Regions from separate parts of the Mus musculus genome. Here region 1 is linked to region 2. A link is a contact called in ENCODE Hi-C or POLR2A ChIA-PET data. All regions are on one chromosome and are shown on one strand. The core of a region is the stretch at or near the end of the contact, and the rest is flanking DNA. Distances in the headings are between cores, read along the strand shown. Region 1 holds the start of Ctdspl2 (CTD (carboxy-terminal domain, RNA polymerase II, polypeptide A) small phosphatase like 2). Region 2 holds the start of Serinc4 (serine incorporator 4).

Region 1 (2,742 bases), core at 142-2,641, 500 kb after region 2:
TGAAGATCACACCTAGGACAGACATTAGGAGACCTGTCCTAGGCAACCCCCAGTTACTACTCAAACTTCCCTCAGTGGAAAGACCCAGTTTGCCCACCAGCAAATAGGAATGAGTGCTGGGATCAATTTCCTTCAACTCAAGACCAAAGACCAATTCTAGGCGTGCAGAAGTTCTCCTGAGGATCTCAGGGAATTGCTCCTTATACTTCTTGTTAACTACTGCCAGCATTTCACTTCTTGTAACTGCTTCTTTCATCTTAAATTTATCTAGCAGGAATTCTATCAGCACACTAGCCTTCCTCATGATAGGATCTTTCAGTGTGTGCTGAATGGAAGTCCCTGCCTGGGTGCCATCTGAACTTTTTGTATCAGGCAGGACAGTAGCATTTCTACCACCTATACCAGAGCCTGTGCAGGATACACCTGCACCAAAAGATCCAGGGTTTTTCACACCCTGAGGAGCAGAACCACCAGGGAAGCTGGACCCAGCACTCAGGTCAACAGGAGAAGACCCTGCTTCCTCTGCAGTGGGCTGAACTACTTGAACCTCCCTGCGTGACTGCTGTCGTTTAGCACGGGAGCGGCTCTTACTCTTTTGACCCCTAGGCATGTTGACTGTGCTCAGGACTGAAGTAGAAGAGCTGACAGGCAGGAATCAGGACTTCCGAACTCGTGGATCAAGCTCTTTTCTGCAAACCCTAGGATTGTTCTCTTCAGACTGGCGTCCAAGCCTCTCCTGTCTCAATCAGCATTTCTTATAGAATAATGAGATCAGCTTGGAATTTCAGTCAAAAGTGCTATCTAGACCAGTGTTTCTCAACTTGTGGGTTGCAACCCTTAAGAGGTCAAACCACAGGTTGAATAAGATCATGGGAAAACATATTTGCATTCCGATTCATGACACTAGCAAAATTACAGCCATGAAGTAACAACAAAGATAATTTTATGGTTGGTGGGGTCATCATACATGAGGAACTCTATTAAAAGCGTTTCAGCATCAAGAAGATTAAGAATCATCCAGATTCTAGATGGAGCCCACAGTCGTGTGTGAAAACCCATTTGAAAGACTCGAGTTTTAAGCGTACAGGATCACTGCCCACATCGCGAGGAAGGGAAGGGTTAAGAGTCTCCTTCATAGGTCCAAGGGCAACAGGGGCTCCCGCTAGCAAAGTGACCTAGGAAGAGAACCTCGGGGACACTCCGCGAACCTCCGAAAGCACCGGGACCAGGCTGGGTCTGGCCATCGGGAGCGCAAGGCACTGGCTCCCGCTCCAGCGCGCCAAGCCGTTAGCACCGCCCCTTCCCGCCGGCTCCACCCACCGCCGCCTAGTCGCTAACCCTGGCCGCTGGGTGCGCGGCGCGTTCTTAAACCCCGCCTCCCAGGCCAGGGCGCGCTCTCCTTGTCGCCCGGCTCTAGGCGGTTCCGTTAGCGGCGGGAGGGAAAACCGCCCCCGGCGTCCCCGCCTCCGCTGCTAACGCTTTCCTCCCTACTCCCCCTGCGACCACCCCGCAGCCCGCTACGGAGGCCCCCGAAGTACAAACGTCCCCCACGCTCCGAGCCCCATCGGAGGCTGAGTCCAGTCTAACTCCTCGGGCCCTAAGCTCATTTTTTTTTCATTGTTTTTTGTTGTTGTTGTTTCTTGTTTTTCTTTTGGTCAGGAATTCGCTCTGGTGAGTTCCCTAAGGCGGCAGAAACTTCAGCCTCTTCACGGTAGTAAAAGTTGGTTTCCCCTCCCCCGCTGCCGCCCAGGCCTCCCGCATTCCTTCCCTCCCGCCTCTCCGGATCGGGGCGGGCGGGGGAGGAGGGAGCCAGAGCGCCTGCGCAGGGAGGCCGCTTTCCATCCGGGTCCCTGTCCGTGCGGTGCAGCAGGTCGGTAGGCGGGAAATGGCGACTGGCTGAAGGAGCTGGTTCTGTTGCTGCTGAGGGATAAGCGGGAAAGACACCACCTATTGCGCAGTCGGGACCATCGCCGGAGCCCGAAGACACTTTTCTGTCGTCACAGTGAAGGTAATTCCCTTGGTCCAGACGCTGCCGTTGCTCCGAAGCTCAGTCCTCTCTCAGGGCCGTCTGCCGGGATCTCCTCCCCTTCTCTAGCCGAGCCCTCAGCGGTTCCAGCAACGTCCGTAGGCATGCACTGTTGGCGCCTTGTACGTCCACTGTCGTGGAAGCTGCTCTGGCTTGGACTTTCCCCAGGGAACGGCCAGGGAGCTCACTTCCCGCCAGCTTCAGCTCTTAGGCTGCGGCCTGTGTTGTGATTTCTGGGGTTAGATTTCACTTTGCTACCCACCCCCAACCCCATCTCACGTTCCCAGTCTCTGACCCCGTGGACCCGATAGCTAATTAAGTTAGATTGCCTTTTCGAACCTTCTTGTGGGCCCACGTAATGTTTTTGGTATTTCATTCTTGTAGGGTGCATTAGGGGGGCGTTGCTCTCTCTACTTGAGCTCTTACAGACATCCTTTGAGAATCTGGAAAGAGGTTCTTGGAGCTTCTGTCGTTTTCTGTACTGCTAAAATGTTGAGTTGACATTACTACTTTTTAAAGTCAAGTGTGGTAGTAAAAACCAGCGTGTGTAGGAGGCCTCTGATTTCCGTAGTGGTTAGTTAAGGGTGAATCTTAATTCTATTTAGCATGTTGTTTACGTTGGGTAAGTCCGTATGAGTTTACCTTTGCGTTCTTGACCAGGATTCTGTGATAAATAATTGCATAAATAAATAGTGTTTATTTACTTCTCGCCCTAG
Region 2 (2,956 bases), core at 327-2,826:
ACAGGTGTGTAATGTAAGTCCAGCTTCCTGCTCTTAAGTAGGAAGTTGTAGCCTACTCTTGCTGATCACAGTGTAAGATGAAGAGTACCTGGGAAGAGATCCTCATCAGGGATGCAGAAGGCAACGACACAGAGACCTAACAGGAACAACAGCTTGAGGCTCCAGAAGCTAGTTAGGGTAGAGAGAAAACCAGATTGAGGAGAATAGGCAAAGGAGAGAAAGAAAAAAAGTATGGCAGGTGGAACCAGCCCCAACCCATTGTAGTCCAAGTTCTAACTCGGATGCCACAGTCACATCTGAGCAACACTACAGTTAGAGAAGGTTTGCATATAACTATTACTTAAAATTTAGAGCCCAGGAGTTTATAAACATACTTTCTTTATTACAGTGTTCTTTCTTCATCCTGGAGTTTCTTTTAGCCAGCTTGTGTCTACTTCCCTCTATCCCATCCCCATCCAAAAAATTAAACACAAACCTGTTATGCAGCTGTGCCCGAGGGTTGGTGGGGGAGTGGAGGCGAACTAGCAGCACAGCCTGCAGCAGGTGGAAGGTGGCAGTTCCTGCACACACTCGATACACAGCGCCAGAGCCACTGAGAACTGGGCAGTCCGAGCTGCCAAACAGGTGGGCACATAGCACTGAGGGCATCTGGATCTGCAGGGAGTTGGTTGTGAGAAAAGTCAGGGCCAGCCACAATCTATGGACAGTCTCAACTTTTTACTGGTAGGTTGACTCCTTTGCTCCCTGTCCCAAATCTTAAAGGTTTTTTTTTTTCCCTCACATTGCAACCCTTGCCGACTTACCCCATGTGCTTTGCCCCAGACCCTTTCTACCACTGTCTTCGAAAGCAGGAGGCAGCAGATTGCTGAGGCTCCCACGTGGAGGAGGATGTAGAGCAGGCGGCTACACCTAGACTCTGTCAGAGAGTGGCAGCCACTGGTCCAAGAAACAGGTCCACAGCAGGATGCCTGGGGATAGAAGCAATGCAGAGTTTTTCAAAGGGTGTGGGGTTAACCAATGGTCAAATTCCCAAACCCTCCATCCTTCTGTCTGGTTATGAGCCTCTTAGGATTACCTTCCACAAAGCACTAGTAAGGTTTTCATTGCAAGAACTTTAAACTTTGGTGTATTCTTGAACCACTTAACTTTTTCCTAATGATCTATGGCTGGGAATGTGGAATGAGATGTTTACCTATTACCCAGGCAAAGAACCAGGTTTCTCATCCCAACTCCTAGCTTTTTAGCTATCTCTTCCCAAATGTCTCACCTGATTGAAGGGGGTTTCCACTACATTACTGACTCCACCGTGCTGCTGTGCAAGACCCTGGGTGGTGCTCCGGCCGGTGACAACTTTTGCACCCATCATTTTTGTTAGATGTAGATCCAGTATTGGAAAAACTGACGAGAAACAGCAGCTTCTCGGGATTTTCGCCCATTGGACAGTCGCTTTGCTGGCCTAATCATTCGTCTTAAGGCAGCATAGACATGTCATAAAATGAATACAGGTTACCAGGAAGTGGTAGATAGATGCAAATAGTCTTGTGAAGATGCCTTCGCCGGGCTTCCTATTCGGGATCATTCGGACTGTTATTCTGAGATTAGGAGCAGTTGGCCTATCAGGTCTAGGGATTAGGTTTTTTAATTGGTTTAGGATTAGCCACCTTGATTGGACAGAATTCCATGTGTGTGTCTCTATGTGTGAAAGGATTGCTCTTAGGAACAATGTGCCTTGGTGGTGTGGGTAGTGAACAGATAGTCGAAGGAGACTGCAGAAAACAAGCTGGAGAGGAAGTCAAAAGCGAACCTCTTTGCTAGCTGAAGCTTCTCAAGACAGGCACAAAGGTGTGGTCCACGCCTACCCCGCCCCTTATCTGGGCGGAAGCTGTGAGGGTTGCCGGAAGTTGTGAAGCGGCAGCCTATGCGGCGGCGCGGTGAGATCGAAATGGCGACCGAGGGAGACGTGGAGTTGGAGTTAGAGACCGAGACCAGCGGCCCGGAGCGGCCTCCCGAGAAGCCAAGGAAACATGACAGTGGTGCTGCTGACCTAGAGCGGGTTACTGACTATGCGGAGGAGAAGGAGATCCAGAGTTCGAATCTTGAAACGGTGAAGTTGGCTGGGAGCTTGTATGAGGGGTTGAGAGAGGGGCGGGAGAGAGGTGAGACTGACCGGTTTGCTGCTCACTGGGGCTCCGGGAAGGCTGATAGCAATGGTGGGATTTGGCAGTAGGGTGGGGCTAAGCGACAGCACCCACCCAGTCTGCTGTTTGCTTAAGAATTCGATAGAGATTGGGCCTAAATAGATCTCATGTGCACGAAATTAGGCGTAGTCCTTTGGTCCTGAGAACACTCGTAGTTGTGAATACCTGAAAACCACGTGGTTTTTATTTTTGGTATTGCGTTTTAGATCAGAAAATTTGCGTGGCACGGTGGTAGATAACTTGACTCGTGTTTTCTACAGGCTATGTCCGTCATTGGAGACAGACGGTCCAGGGAACAAAAGGCCAAACAAGAGCGGTAAGTTTAAAGCACACCACCAGCACTACCGGTAGGTCCTCGTTCTCCAGGGGAAAAAAAAGTTTACGTCTTTAACCAATTTCTACAGATCTAGGGATTACAACTTTGTTAGTGGAAGGAAAGATTCCAGGATACCTTACTGTAAAACCTCCAGGGGAAAGAGTTGGCGCGTTTATTTGCTATTTTCAGTAAACCTTGTTCCACCCATTTTCAGTGAGTAGCTGGGAGTGTTCCTTCTGGGAGTTTATAGCAGAGGCAGAGAATGAAAAGAAATGTATAAATATTTACAGGGAGAAGGAACTGGCGAAGGTCACTATCAAGAAGGAAGATCTGGAGTTGATAGTGAGTATTAATTTTTTAATGGATTCACAAGAGAAGTGCTACCTAATTTGGGCTCCTGAAACAAGTGGAGAAGAGGCTTTGGTGACGTGATTTTCCCTTT

The links. Hi-C counts contacts between places; a loop is a spot of excess contacts on that map. ChIA-PET counts read pairs that join two places held with the same protein, here RNA polymerase II (POLR2A).
Region 1: a map of heart shows a loop between it and region 2 (2.6-fold over the local background). The contact joins the promoter of Ctdspl2 here to the promoter of Serinc4 in region 2. A Hi-C loop is called at or near these places in 1 of 37 maps with a recorded cell type or tissue (heart). POLR2A ChIA-PET finds 5 or more read pairs at or near these places in 2 of 5 experiments (Patski and embryonic stem cell).

What each region holds. Positions count from the first base shown.
Region 1 is chr2:121,954,610-121,957,351 of GRCm38, forward strand. It overlaps Ctdspl2 (CTD (carboxy-terminal domain, RNA polymerase II, polypeptide A) small phosphatase like 2), which reads left to right and starts at 1,392. Exons shown (of 13, transcript NM_212450.4): 1 at 1,392-2,008. Mageb3 (melanoma antigen, family B, 3) reads right to left here and starts at 1,483. Exons shown (of 1, transcript NM_008545.2): 1 at 1-1,483. The coding sequence starts at 610.
Region 2 is chr2:121,455,188-121,458,143 of GRCm38, forward strand. Serinc4 (serine incorporator 4) reads right to left here and starts at 1,577. Exons shown (of 12, transcript NM_001025371.2): 1 at 1,268-1,577; 2 at 804-968; 3 at 476-654; 4 at 89-168. The coding sequence starts at 1,366. It overlaps Hypk (huntingtin interacting protein K), which reads left to right and starts at 1,901. Exons shown (of 4, transcript NM_026318.3): 1 at 1,901-2,104; 2 at 2,459-2,514; 3 at 2,805-2,856. The coding sequence starts at 1,919.